Regions from separate parts of the Homo sapiens genome. Here region 2 is linked to region 1. A link is a contact called in ENCODE Hi-C data. All regions are on one chromosome and are shown on one strand. Each heading gives the region's core, a stretch centred on a gene start or an enhancer-like site at or near the end of the contact. The rest is flanking DNA. Distances are from core to core; before and after follow the strand shown. Region 1 holds the start of BBS4 (Bardet-Biedl syndrome 4). Region 2 overlaps CD276 (CD276 molecule).

Region 1 (7,506 bases), core at 2,927-5,426:
TCTATTAGCCCACTCAATCTCATTCATAGGATTTATATAGAACAAATTATTTTATTCTGTTATTTCTTCATTTTTATATAGTTTTATGATCATTTATTCATCCAACAAATATTCATGGAGCACCTGATACATAGGCACTATATCTGAGCCAGATCAACTAGTGTACTAATTTCTGTTTTCTGCTCTTATCAGTTTAATCCTTCAATTTACAGGATGACATATTTATCCAAATACATCAAATAATGGGAATCAGGGCATTATAAAAAAAATTTATAGGCTGGGTACAGTGGCTCGCCTGTAATCCCAGCACTTTGGGAGGCTGAGTCGGGCGGATCACAAGGTCAGGAGATTGAAACCATCCTGGCTAACACGGTGAAACCCCGTCTCTACTAAAAATACAAAAAATTAGCTGGGCGTGGTGGCAGGCGCCTGTAGTCCCAGCTACTCCGGAGGCTCAGGCTGGAGAATGGCGTGAACCCGGGAGGCGGAGGTTGCAGTGAGCCGAGATCGCGCCACTGCGCTCCAGCCTGGGCGACAGAGCAAGACTCCGTCTCAAAATAAATAAATAAATAAATAAATAAATAAATAAATAAATAAATAAAAAGATTTATAAGCACAAATCATGAAAGCCAGAGTTAGTTGCTCATTCATTTTTTGTTTTTTTCAGACAAAGTCTCACTCTGCCCCTGCTGGAGTCCAGTGGCATGATCATGGCTCACTGGAGCCTCAACTTCCCCCAGGCTCAGATGATCCTCCCCAGTAGCTGGGAAGACAGGCGCGTGCCACCACGTCTGGCTAATTTTTGTGTTTTTTGTAGAAATGGGGCTCCAACATGTTGCCCAGACTGGTCTCAAACCTCTGGACTCAAGTTATCCTCTCACCTCAGTTTCCACAAGTCCTGGCATTACAGGCATGAGCCACCAAGTACAGCCTGTTTGCTCATTTTTTAAGAATTCTAAACTATACTGAAAATACAAATATTAGTCCTCAGTTTTCCTTCTAAGGAACTGGTAGCAATCCGTAAGTAATTTTGGTAGCATACTAGAATTTCTGCGTCCCACACTGGGCTAGTTTTACTCAGTTTTGATGGGGTGTCTTCTGGCCTCAAGGCCTTGACTGTAGCCTTCTTAGATTTTTAGCTATACATTTCTTCAAAAATTCTGTGAGTTTTGAGTCTTTTCCTTTTCTCTCCTCCATATCCATATATCCTTATCTACGGATCTATATGTTTTCCTTTGTGTTATGAAATTAAGATCACATAATATACCCCACTTCACATCTACCTTTTATTTAAATGTACACCATGGAAGTCCCTCCAAGTCAATTAGTCGTAACATTCTCTTTTTTTTTTTTTCTTTCTGAGTTTAGGAATGGAGGTTTAATAGGCAGAAGAAAGAAAGGAGAACAGCTTTCTCTAGTGAGAGAGAGGGGCTTCTGAGAGGAAAAGCAATTAGTTGTAACATTCTTTTTAATGACTGCATAATATTCCACAGTATGGAAATATCTGAAGTCATCAATTACCCTATTAATGGGCATTTAATTTGCTTCCAGCGTTTTGCCACTACGGATAGTACTACAACGAATGCCCTAGTACTACACGCTCATGTTTAACACTTTTTTCTGTGGGACACAGGTCTAGGAGTAGGATTACTGGGTTCTTTTAATTGTATTAAAAAATAAGGCAGGGGGCCATGGCTCACGCCTGTAATCCCAACACTTTGGGAGACCGAGGCGTGCAGATCACAAGGTCAGGAGTTCAAGACCAGCCTGGCCAACGTGGTGAAACCCCATCTCCACAAAAATAAGCCAGGCATGGTGGTGAGGGCCTGTAACCCCAGCTACTCGGGAGGCTGAGGCAGAAAAATCACTTGAACCCGGGAGGCAGAGGTTCCACTGAGCTGAGATCACGCCACTGCACTCCAGACAGGGCGACAAAGTGAGACTCCGTCTCAAAAAAAAAAAAAAAAAAAAGATAAAATACCACTTCCTAAAAGGACAGAAATTCACATTTCCATGCATTGGTAACTTGAAAAGATGAAAATTACTATAAACGTAACACTACTAGCAATAAATTTGACAACAATGAAAACAGTTAACTTCAGGCTTAATTGCTAAGTCATATCGAAACAAAAGCTATTCTCTTTAAAACAGTATTAGACATTCAAATGTACATGACAATTCTGCCGTCACAGACTCAAGTTCATATTCTATTACACAAACACTTGTGATGAGCACTAGAGGATAAGCTATATTTGTAGCAATGTTATGTTACCCATTATCTTTTACACTTTAAGATTACTTAGAAGTATTTTCTTTTTTTTTTTTTTTTTTTTTTTGAGACGGAGTCTTGCTCTGTCACCCAGGCTGGAGTGGAAGTATTTTCTTTCCTATGTTTTTAATATTTAAAACCCAGTAACATTAACCATGCTATTTACTTTTTTTTTTTTTCTGAGACGGAGTTTTGCTCTGGATGCCCAGGCTGCAGTGAAATGGCACGATCTCGGCTCACTGCAACCTCTGCCTCCTGGGTTCTAAGCGATTCTCCTGCCTCAGCCTCCCTAGTAGCTGGGATTACCAGCGCCCGCCACCACGTCCAGCTAATTTTTTGTATTTTTTTAGTAGGGACAGGGTTTCACTACGTTGGCCAGGCTGGTCTCGAACTCCTGACCTCAGGCGATCCACCCACCTCAGCCTCCCAAGGTGCTAGGATTACAGGCGTGAGCCACTGAGCCTGGCCTATTTAATTATTTTAAAATCTGTTTTTTCTTTCTTTTTTTTTGAGAAGGAGTCTGTCTCTGTCGCTCATGCTGGAGTGCAATGGCATGATCTCGGCTCACTGCAACCTCCGCCTCCGGGGTTCAAGCGATTCTCCTGCCTCAGCCTTCCAGGTACCTGGGATTACAGGCGAGCGCCACGATGCCCCGCTAATTTTTGTATTTTTAGTAGAGACGGGGTTTCACCATGTTGGCCAGGATGGTCTCAAACTCATGACCTCAAGTGATCCACCCGTCTCGGCCTCCCAAAGTGCTGGGATTACAGGCGTGATGCACCGCGTCCGGCCTAGCTATTTTAAATTTCTTAGCTTAATAAAAATGTTTCGGCCGGGCGTGGTGGCAGGCGCCTGTATTCTCAGCTAATCCGGAGGCTGAGGCAGGAGAATTGCTGGAACCTGGGAGGCGGAGGTTGCAGTGAGCCGAGATCGCGCCATTGCACTCCAGCCCGGGCCGACAACAGCGACACTCCGTCTCAAAAAAAAAAGTTTCTGTCTTCAGAGTTTTCTAATTAGACTAGAATAATATGACTACTCTGCAAATGAGAGTAGAAAACAAACAAAAGGCCCTCTAACAATAACACTAACCTTGCTGCTTAGCCAAAACTAAGTTGTAAAACAGCCAAAGGCTGCTATTTGTACTGTTTTCCAGGGCGTTTTTCGAAAGACAATAAATTCCGAATACCTAAAATCATTCTAACAAATGGACAGAACAGGCTTTCAAACCCAACACTAAAGCAAGGTAAACAAAGCTTCACACTTGGCACTTTACCGAAATTAGATCCAATTATAGATATATGCCTCAAAAAATAGCGACTAGGTCATCCTGAATTCATCGGGTTCCTCTATATTAGCAGTTCTGTGGAGTGAACGCCCAACTCAGCCTTCAGATGAATTCCAAAACCGTACTTTCCTAAACTTAATCACCACAGAAAAAACACAGTCCCGCTCCACTGGCAGAAGGCAGTGACGCTGCAAGCTTCCAGGCATGTTAAATTCCCAATTCACGGGATTAACAGGAACTGTCTACACAAGTGCTAGTCATTACCTTCCAAACCCCCGAGACAGAAAAAGATGGCACTACGGTAAGAGCCATTACTGGTGAAAAGTCTCCCTTCTCCGTCCAGCGCACCCCAAGAGGGACTACAGTCCTAGAACAGGACCTGTGCTGCTAAGTATCCAGACTTGCCCCAGGCGACCAGTTCCCGGGACAGTAAAAAGGGGACCGTGTCGCCCCGCCCACCCTGAGACGCTCGGCACCCAGCTCCGCCTCTCTCCAGGAACCGCTGCATGGGACAAAAGCCACCCGCCAGCTTGCCTTGCCCTGCGGCCGGGCAACTAAAGAGAATCTCGGCGCTCACCGTCGCGACTCTCTCCTCAGCCATTTTAGCTCAGCCCACCGCTGCGCGGCCGGAAGTCGGCGGTTTCCCAGACGACGAGGCAAGCGGAAGTCGTAGGGCTGTGGAGGACTGTGAGGAAGCGGGGGAAGGAAGTAAATCGCCGAGTGACCTAAGGAATCAGGGGGAGGATTAGGGTCTGCTCCACAGAAGGCTTACCTCTGAAAGAGTCGGGGAGGGAATGCGCAGCCACTCGCTGCCTTTATCCCGAGAAGCCCCTAACACCCCTCGCCGTGGTCTGTACATGGTCTGTACCTCCGGCCGCGCTGGCTGGTAGGCCAGCCACCTGGGATGGCAGCCTAGTTCTCCCGCCACCTTACCCTGCCCTGACTCTAATCTGCATTTAATTCAGTCCTTCTTCCGGGAGATTTCGGCGGAGAATTTCTTTCTCGCCTTAGGTACAAAACTCCCCGTTTCTTGGCTGTCACTATCGAACTGAGGTACTCACCTTATCAGCTTCCCACTCTTGTTTACTCCAGAGTTTGCAAACATGCTCCTGGTGGGCTGCATTTGAACGGCAGTCTTTTGATTGGAAATATTTAAAAGTTAGGAGATTTCACAAGAAATCGGCCATGGGATAAAGAGACGACAGTCGGCGTTTTCTGCAAGGCAGTGAAATAGATCTGAATAGCGGCTGCGACTGTAGATAACTTCCCTTCCTAACATACTTAAGGCGTTCTCCATTACCTGTCTGGCCCCCGGTGCGGTGAATTAAATGTTTAGTGTTTCTAAACTAGGAAAACGTGTGGGCTTTGGAATCAAACATGAGTTCTGAATTTGACTACTGCATGACCTAAGCCCGTCGTTTCTTTGAGCCTCATTTATTAAAGTGCCGGGAGCTGTGTGATGAACAAAACGGAGGATCCCTGCACCTGAGCACTGACATTAGCCCCAATTCATACTTTTAAGTCTCGCCCTTGTAATTTAGACATAAAATCTGCCTCTCCCAATTCATTAACTGGGAAAGCATTTAAGACAAGTTTCTCCAGGCCTCTAAGAGAGGGAGAACCCCACTGACAATTAGAGTTACATAGAAGAAACAAGTACGGTAATCTATCCAAATACAAGGGGAAAGGACAGCAATAGAATAACAGCTCTTCTAAGTATTTCAGTAACACTCTCTCTTTTAATCTTTATAACAATCCCATGAGACTGTTGGTCTCCCACTTTTTTCAGATAAATACTCTGCCTTTCATTTATTAAAAATAAAATTTTCCAGCTTGGCCAGCATGGTGAAACCCCGTCTCTACTAAAAATACAAAAAATTAGTCGGGCATGGTGGTGCCCGCCTGTAATCGCAGCTACTCGGGAGGCTGAGTCAGGAGAATCACTTGAACCCAAGCGGCAGAGGTTGCAGTGAGCCGAGATCGCATTTCTGTGCTCCAGCCTGGGCGATAGAGGGAGACTCCGTCTAAAAAACAAAAATTTGCTGGGCTCGGTGGCTCACGCCTGTAATCCCAGGACTTTGTGAGGCTGAGGTGGGCAGATCACCTGAGGTCAGGAGTTCAAGACCAGCCTGGCCAACATGGTGTAACCCTGTCTCTACTAAAAATACAAAAAATTATCCGGGCGTGGTGGCCGGCTCCTGTAATCCCAGCTACTAGGGAAGCTGAGGCAGGAGAATTGCTTGAATCCAGGAGGTGGAAGTTACAGTGAGCTGAGATCATCCCATTGCACTCCAGCCTGGGCAACAAGAGCAAAACTCTGTCTCAAAAAAATTTTTTTTCAGAGGCAGGGGTCTCACTATTGATGTCCAGACTGGACTTGAACTCCTAGGCTCAAGTAATCCTCCTGAGGCAGGAAAATAGGGTCTGGAGGTAGGGAACATAAGGCCAATTCACACTTCAGCTATAACAGGTAATATTCTGTCCATAGGGCATAGGCCATAAATGTCTTTGTAACTTTACTTCATCTTCTCTATTTACATAAGGCATACCCGAAGTAACCATGGAATCCTCTGGGGTTATTTAAACTCCCCAAAATTCTGTAACGGAGCCACTGAACTTCTAAGCTCAGGCCCGCTCCCACACTGGAGTGTACTTTCATGTTCAGTAAATTCCTTGTCCCTTCCTTGCTTTGTTTGTGCATTTTGTCCAATTCTTTTTTCAAGACACCAAGAACCTGGACACCCTCCACCTTTAACACTTCCACCTCATCCTCTCAAGTAGCTAGGATTACAGGCACCAGTCACCATGCCTGGTGCTAAATTCTCCACTTTTCAGAGATTAATTAAACACCTTGCCTAAGTGAGCCGAGATCGTGCCACTGCACTCCAGCCTGGGAGACAGAGCAAGACTGTCTCAAAAAAAAAAAAAAAGATATAAAGATGAAAAATTATTAATTTCTAATCCACAGTGCTTAGTTTTTTTGTTTTTGGGACAGGATCTCGCTCTGTTGCCCAGGCGGAAGTGCAGTGGGACAATCACGGCTCACTGCAGCCTCTACCTCCCAGGCTCAAGTGATCCTCCCACCTCAGCCTCCTGAGTAGCTGGGACTACAGCTTCATGCCACCACACCCAGCTAATTTTTGTATCTTTTGTAAAGATGGGGTTTCATCATGTTACCTAGGCTGGTCTCAAGCTCCTGAGCTCAAGCAATCCAGCCAACTTGGCCTCCCAAAGTGTGGAATTACAGGCGTGAGCCACCCCGCCCAACCCACAGCGCTTAGTTTCATGCAGTTTTTCAGTATTCCAGTCCTCTTCATGGGCGGGGTTACTACGCAACACTGGCAGTCTAGGAAGAAATCATTCCAAAGGATCAAAAAAAAAAAAAAAAAAGGAGGAATTGAAGCTAATATCTTCTGCCCTATTCTTTTTATCTTCTACCCTATTTTTTCTTTTAACACATATTCTTTTTGCCACTTTCAAAAGACTGATTCTCAATCTGACATGTCACTCCCTGTTCTCTTCAGTTACCCTTTAGTTCTGCTGATGTGGGGAATCCCCAACACTCCTCTACAGAGAATATACAACATCCAGAACAAAATTTTCCAAAGGCTTCTTCACTAAAGTGTAAGAAACTACTTTCATCTTTTCCTTCAAAGATGCAACAATTTATTTCAGGGACTAAATGTCCAAGTTCCCTTTAACCACCAGATCAAAAAACATTCTAGAAAAACTCCTCTATTATTTCCACCAAATGATAAAAAGTAGAAGCCATTACGTCTCCTTTTTCAGAGCAAAGAACTACAGACTCAGGCCTAGTCCATTTACATGACTGTCTGGGGGTGCCTGCTGCAGTCAGGAGGGCCAGGTGGCAGCTTGGTCAGCGGTGAATAGCGAATAGACTGCAGCATTCTCCTTATAAAGGATTTACTCCTCAATTCCAAACCTTTCCTCA
Region 2 (7,506 bases), core at 2,798-5,297, 1.0 Mb before region 1:
GGTTTATTTAGGAGGGAATCAACAGGACTTGCTGATGAGTCAGAAGTGAGGGGAAAAGGCCCGGCATGGGAGGCCGAGGCAGGTGGATCACCTGAGGTCAGGCGTTCGAGACCAGCCTAGCAGATATGGTGAAACCCCACCTCTACTAAAAAATAGCCAGGGGTGGTGGAACACACCTGTAATCCCAGCTACTCAGGAGGCTGAGGCAGGAGAATTGCTTGAACCTGGGAGGTGGAGGTTGCAGTGAGCCGAGATCGCGCCACTGCACTCCATCCTTGGCAACAGAGCAAGACCCCATCTCAAAAAAAAAAAAAGAGGAGGAGGAGGAGGGGAGGAGGGGAAGCGAACCCCCCCACCCTGGCACTACCATTCTCCGGTAATGGTTAGATTGTGTGCTTCGAGCACTAGCAAAGCAGGCACACTCAAAATGTGGGAAGATCAACCTTGAAACAATGCTAATTGAATACAGCACTCATTAAAGGTTTCCTGCATTTAGAAAAATAACATTGACTTTATGGTTATTATTTTTATTGTGAATCATACTCAGTATCATAATCTTTGCAGTACCTAGAGATCTCTAAAGTTCTTAAGCTAGCCTTGGATCTCTTGCTGAAACCCCTGGTGCCCCAGGCCAGTTCTCATGCCCTGTCAGTCGAACCAGGGTGCCCCTTGGAGGGGACATTTGGGGGAATGAAACCTGGTAAGTCACCCAGACAAAACCCTTTCTTGCTCTAGAGAAATCAGAGCAGCCGTGGGTAGAGACAGGCACTTCTTTATGGCCACAAGATGGCGCCAGACCCTCAGCTTTGTCTTCCCCACGGAGGAAGCCGTCTCAGAGCAGAGATGCTGATGAGAATTTGAAATGTGATGAGGATATTGTTATTAAAGTAGCTATTATTATTGAGTGCTTCCTGTGTGCCAAGCACCGTGTGGGGAGAGTCACATCGTTTATTCTACACAGTTATTGGGCACCTACTATGCAACAGCCGCTCTGGCCCTGAGATGGACCCTGCTCTTTGAACAGGGAGGAAGCAAGCAAACGCCAGGTGGGGGCGAATCTAGGCAGAATAACGCAGGGAGGCCAGGGATAGGGAGGGAGGAGCGGAGGTGTGCTATTTTATACAAGGGAGCTAGGAGAGCCTTGAGAGGAGGTGACATTGAGCAAAGACCTCCACAAAATATGGGATCCAGTCATGCAGACGTTTAGGGGCAGAAAGTTCCAGGCAGAGGAAAGAGCAAGTGGAAAGGTCCTGGGAGGGGGCGCACACAGTGTATTCAAGAAATAGCACGATCTCATTTAGCACTCATGTTCCCATTTTACAGACAAGGAAATGGAGGCTAAGAACAGTAACGTGAGTTGCCTACTGGATCCCACAGGTGGAAGTAAGGTATGGCCCTGCTAGCCAGAGCTGGCTTGGCAGGACCCCTAACAGGCGTGGGCACCCCCTCCCCAACTGCCACAATCACTGTCCCTCCCCTCCCGTCCCCATGCTGCTACCCTCACCTGTGAGGCAGAACCACAGTGCTCCCAGGGCTGCACCCACATGCACACCCATGCCAGGGCTGCCCCGCCGACGCAGCATCTTCCTGTGAGGCGGCTGACAGCTGGGCTCCCCGTGGTGGAAGGCTGCCCCTGCCTGGGAGAAAGAGGACGCAAGGCCTTTGTCTCCAAAGGTTCTCCCCAGACCATCTCTTGCCTCATCTCTCCTGGACCAGAGTGGGGAAGGCTGCAACTGCCCACTGGGAGGTCCTCATTCCCATATCCCACCGGGCCCCCTGCTGAGGAATCTTGGTGACAGATGCTTGGCAGGGAGTCCCTGGGGAGGCCTGACAGGGAAGATGGGGTAGGGGGCAGCTGGGATCCACCCTTTCAGCTAAGATGTTAGTATCCAAATATAAGGAAGAGGAGGCAAGGCGGCAAGTGAAGGCAAGGTTGGCTTGCTCTGGGGCTAGGATGTGTGCAGATCAATTTGGCAGACAGTAGCTGGTAGGGCAGAGCAGGAGCTCCTGTGGGGGCCAGACTTAGAGATGGGCTGACAGGTGTGAAATGTATCCTAAAGGCAGTTGAGAGCCACTGAAGCTTCCTGAATAAGGGAAATACACGGTCAGAGCTGAGCTTCATGAAGATTAATCTGACAGCACCTCCACCCGCTATCTGATGGGAGGGTATGTTTCAGCCAGATCAAGCAGGGCTTTGAGAGACCAGTGAGGAATTTGGGTTTTTCTATGAGTAATGGGAATCACTGGGGAGCATTTTAATCACACATAATCTAGGTAACAATGTTTAAAACCCACTCTAGCTCCTCAGCATAGACTGGATTGTATCAGGGCAAGGGAGAGGCCAGTTAAGAGGCTATTTCAGGCTGAGTGCAGTGGCTCATGCCTGTAATCCCAGCACTTTGGGAGGCTGAGGCAGGCGAATCACTTGAAGTCAGGAGTTTGTGACCGGTTTGAACAACATGGTGAAACCCCATCTCTACTAAAAATACAAATAATTAGCTGGGCATGGTGGTGGGCACCTGTAATCCCAGCTACTTGGGAGGGTGAGGCAGGAGAATTGCTAGAACCCAGGAGGCAGAGGTTGCAGTAAGCCAAGATTGCACCACTGCACTCCAGACTGGGTGACAGAGCCAGACTCGATCTCAAAAAATAAAAATAAAAAAAGAGGCTAATATAGCCATCCCTGTAGGAAGGTATAGTGGTGGAATAAATGAAGGGCCAGACAGGAGACAAAGCATGTCTGGGTAAAAGTGACAGTATCTGAGGACTTGGGTAGAGAGAAAGAGCAGTCAGGTTGGCCGTGGTTTTGAGCCTCAGTGACAGGGTGGAGCATTCACTGAGGCAGAGAAAATGGAAGGGTTCAGTATAGCTTGTGTGAAATCAGCAGTATTTGCAAAGAAGCTTCTAGGACAGAGTTTTAGGAGGCGACTAGGTGTATGAGTGTGGGAATGCAGAGAGAGAACATTTGCTAGCTTAACACATCTGTATTGAGTGACCAAGACAGATCAGAAGTGGAAGAGGCAAGGACTTGGGGATGACCTCAAGGCTGGAGTCAGGACTGAGTAAGAGGCAAGTCTGTGGCTGCAGGTCAGGCCTGAGCTGGGGATGAGAAGGGCAGACATCCCTAAATCCAGCCCTGCTCCCAATCCCAGCCACCCTCCAGGCTGCACACACCTTGTCCCTGAGTCCCACAGCTGCTGCCTAAACATTTGTGCCATGTCCTGATCAAGCCACATCTATGCCAACCAACACTGATCAACAAGAATAGAAATGATTTCACGTCCTCCTAATACCCTGGGAGATAGGCTGTAACACTTGGTCCTATTTTTGCAGGACTTTAAAAAATTAAAGCCCATGGCTGGGTGTGGTGGCTCATGCCTGTAATCCCAGCACTTTGGGAGGCCGAGGTGGGTGGATCACGAGGTCAGGAGTTTGAGACCAGCCTGACCAACATGGTGAAACCCTGTGTCTACTAAAAATATAAACATTAGCTGGGCGTGGTGGCTCAGGCCTGTAATACCAGCTACTCAGGAGGCTGAGGCAGGAGAATTGCTTGAACCCAGGAGGCGGAGGTTGTAGTGAGTGGAAATCGCGCCACTGTACTCCAGTCTGGGCGATACTGCAAGACTCTGTCTCAAAAAAAAAAAAAAAAAAATTAAAGCCCAGATAAGTGACTTTGTTAATGTCAAGTAATTTGCCAGTCAGCACAGCCAAAAAGAGTCCAATTCTGCTACACCTTTCCACCCTTCCACGGAGCAAACCTCATCAACAGCTGCTAGCCTCAATTCCATTCCAGGCGCCCAGCCTCAATCCTTCCAATCCCAGCCAGGCACACCCGCCCCCCGCCACCCTCCACTCCTACACACACACACCCCCAGCAGCTGGGCCAAGGGAGTCCCTCAGCCAAACCATGTGCATCCTGGCCAGCCCCCCTTCTCTCCCAGCTGTCTACAGTGGGGAAGCCCTGAGCAGCCACTTCCTTTCCAGACGCTTCCGGCCTCAAAGCCTTACTGCCTGCTGAGTCAGCAGCCTTCCCCGGCTCCATTCATAAAGCACCTTTGGCAGGCACCACATCCTGCCCCACAAGGGCCACCCTGAGGCCCACAGGAAGATCCAGCAGGCAGCTGCCTGCAGGACCTGCCCAACCCCTGCGGGAAGCACCAGGGCTAAGGATGAACGAACGCCCAGATTCCACATCTCCCTGCCTCTCTTTAACCCCAGACAGAACCAAGGCCTGTGGGTTCTTCCTGGGCCGCCTCCCTCACTCTCCACACTGCTTCTCAAGCTTCCATCTCCCACCCTGACCCATCACCCCCCTCACTGGCCCTGCTTGCTCCTCTCTTTCCCTGCCAGCCCCATTCTCTAAGGTGCCTTCTCTTAGGACCTAAGACAGGAATCTGCTCATGTCCCTCCCCTGCTCAAGAACTTCCCATGGCTCCCCATTCACTATAGAAGTCAGACCCCATTCCTCTGCCTGGTACTCAAGACTCTTCATATAATTGTCTCCTTCATATATCAGGCTAATTCCTGCCACTCTGGGCAGGTACAGGGAGCAGAGGGCACCTCCCCTGATCAGACCTACCCAGGCTCTCCCAGGGCCGAGCTGCGCTTCCCTCCAGAGGGAAGATGAGGGACTTCCAGGGCTGCGCCCTGGACTTGCTCCCTTTCATTCCTTTCCTAGACTCTGGATCCTGGAAACCTGCCCTGGAGAGAAGCAGTTTGACAGCCCAGAAGCAAAGAGACCAGAAGAGTCCACGGCACCCAGAGACCCCTACGCTGACAGCTGGGCCTGGAGGAGCTGAGGACAGGAGAAAGAGACAGAGCTCAGAAAGGAAGTGCTCCCTGGAGAATGGGAGAGTGTCCTGTGAACACAGAGCTGGTCGGCCCGGGACCCAGAGCCACGTGGAGCCACGCAGGCCTCATGCTGCCTGCGTACCACCCCCTCCACCCATGTTTTCCACAAAGGGGAATCTCATCCCCAGCCGGGACCTGCCCTGGAGTCAGCATGTGCCACCCGTCCCGGTGAGTCACCTGCCAGTGCCCACTCCTCGTCCTTCTCCTTCCTGCTCTATCCCAAAACCACAGAGCACCTTCGGCTTTCACAGAGCAGCAGGAGAGAGGGGTCAGGCTGTCCTCAGCCTAAGGTACAGCAAGGGCATCCAACCCTGCAGAAGCAGGGCCACAGGGAGGCTCCCAAGAGATGACCCAAGATGTGCCCTCAGAAAGCTACAACAAATCCAGACTGCACCTGGGCTCAGGGCCAAAATGCCCTGGGCCTGGGGATGCCCAAGAGGGTCTCCTTGCCCCCCACCATAATCACCCACATCACTCCACTTCCTCCTAACCCCCTACTTCCTCCCAATCCCCGCAGGGGCTCCTTGGGCAACACTTCCCACAAAGGGACAAAAAGGGTCAGAAAGACACAAAGTTCTGAAAATGTCAGACAAGTCCCTGGATCCAGCTATGCCTGAAGCAAGCTGCAGACCTAGACCGCCCAGATATTTGAGCCAATCATTTTTTTTCCCTTAAACCAGTTTGAACTAAGTTTCTATTGTCTGCAACCGAAGGAGTCCTTGAATCCACATGCATTCATGTCTTTAGTAATTCATTTCACTACTTACGGAGTTCCTGGTAGGGACGTACTAGGGGCAGAGAGATAACTAAGGTACACGTCTGTCCTCAAGGAGCAGATTCTAATAGGGAAGGGGGACATGCAGTTAGATCACTGCAGTTTGGTATAGTATACTATTTATGATATGGTCAGGGCGAATTGGAGGCACCTCAGAGGCATGATAACCCCAGAGATGATCCCTGAAAAGTCATGAGCAGCTCCCCAGGTAGCCGCGCTGGGAAAGGTAACCCTTTCCTGAACTCCAGAGACCCGTCCTCCTGACACTGCCTGTCTGCCCCTCAGCCAGATCACCCTGGAATTCTAGAAAATGAGCCCAAAGTGTGGGGTTCTGGTCCCAGCTCTGACACTTTGTTATGCAATCTTAACTAGGCAACTTCTCTGAGCTCAGTGTTCCTACCTATAAAAGAAAAGCTTTGTGGATGCTAGTGGAACTTTATCAGTACTTGAAGCTTTCAGGGACTATATCCTTAAGGCTTAACCAGTTCACAGCCACACAGTTCCCACTGAAATGCACAAAGTGACTGTGGCAGAAACTGCTAGTTGTTGTCCACTTACACCCATTTTCTCCCTTTTTAAGAGACAGGGTCCCGCTCTGTCACCCAGGCTGGAGTGGTACCATCATAGTTCAGTGGTGCAATCAGAACCCACTGCACCCTTGTAACTCCTGGGCTCAAGTGATCCTCCTGCCTCAGCCTCCCGAGTAACAGGGACTACAGGTGCTGCCAGCACACCCAGCTCTCCCCTTCTTCCATAGCATTTTTAGTTAGGCACACGGCCACTCAGCTAACGACTGCAGATCCCAGCCTTACTTGCAGCTGAGTGTGGCCATGCAATGTGTACACTGATGTGTACAGCTTCTGGGTCATGCCCTGAAAGAGAGAAGCATGCCCTCCCCTCCCTTTCCCCTCCCCCTTCCCACTGGCTGGAACATAGATGTGGTGTGTGTGGCGATCATACTGCCAAAGGCAACACCCTGAGGACGGCAGAGCAGCAGACAGAAGAACCCTGAGGGACTGTAGTATCAGCCCTGGATATACCCAGATGGTCACATGGGTGAGAAATAAACATCTCTTCCAGCATAAGTCATTGCTATTTTGGGCCTTTCTTACAGCATCTGAACTAACTAAGGAGCCATCCCACCCTTACTTTCCCTCCTTCTCTTCCCCGTCTCCGTACCCGATGAGCATTGCCACTGCTCAGAGCCACAAAAGGAAACCACATCTAAAATAGGTATCTCAAAATACGAACAGGAGACTATCTCATCAGAGTCACCGAGTGATGCCTGAGCCCAGCTTTGGACAAATGTCAAGGGTAGAAGTGACCAGGCTTGGGGACTGTTTGTATTGAGGGAGGGGCTGAAGGTGTCAAGAGGGCACTGAAGGCTTGAGCAATGGGCAAACATGGACACACATAACAAGGAGACCTGGAGATGAAGCACGTGGAGGGGGAAGATCAGTTCCTACTGAGCTCGACTATGGATCATCCACACCAAAATGTCCTATGGACTCCCAGACACACTGAGCTGCAGCTCAGAACAGAGGGACATGGCAGTCATTCGTGCAGTGGTGGTGACAGAACCAAAGGTGGGGTCACTGAGGGAGATGATGCCATGAGAACAAATTCTGGGGAAACTGCAGAAATTAATGATCAAGTATCAGAACAGGGAACCTTTCCCTGCCCCTCCCCCCACCCACCGCATACACACAATCTCTGTTTGCCCTCCCGTGATGGGCACCCATGGCCTGCATGGGCTATCCACTTGCTTTTGGACAGCGTTCATCGGTGAGAAGCTCTACCTTATACTTAGCCCAAATTTGTCTCCCAATACAGCCCACAACAGTCCTCATGTGACCCCTTGGACCACACAGAATGAG

What was found. A loop is a pair of places that touch in the nucleus more often than their neighbours do. Pooled maps may share reads with other maps.
Region 2: a pooled map shows a loop between it and region 1 (9-fold over the local background). The contact joins the enhancer-like site here to the promoter of BBS4 in region 1. A Hi-C loop is called at or near these places in 4 of 50 pooled maps.

The regions. Positions count from the first base shown.
Region 1 is chr15:72,682,877-72,690,382 of GRCh38, reverse strand. BBS4 (Bardet-Biedl syndrome 4) reads right to left here and starts at 4,176. Exons shown (of 16, transcript NM_033028.5): 1 at 4,132-4,176. The coding sequence starts at 4,155. HIGD2B (HIG1 hypoxia inducible domain family member 2B) reads left to right here and starts at 4,201. Exons shown (of 3, transcript NM_001350932.3): 1 at 4,201-4,565.
Region 2 is chr15:73,693,717-73,701,222 of GRCh38, reverse strand. It overlaps CD276 (CD276 molecule), which reads right to left. Exons shown (of 10, transcript NM_001024736.2): 2 at 1,505-1,637. The coding sequence starts at 1,583. Among named protein-coding and RNA genes, the nearest start is that of CD276, 13 kb to the right of the region's middle. RefSeq lists a silencer at 769-818 and enhancers at 3,595-4,105, 3,881-4,175, 4,106-4,618, 4,619-5,130. Within about 2 kb of position 4,047, at least 14 of the 41 ENCODE cell types and tissues checked have a DNase peak (open chromatin) inside an H3K27ac peak, as active enhancers do.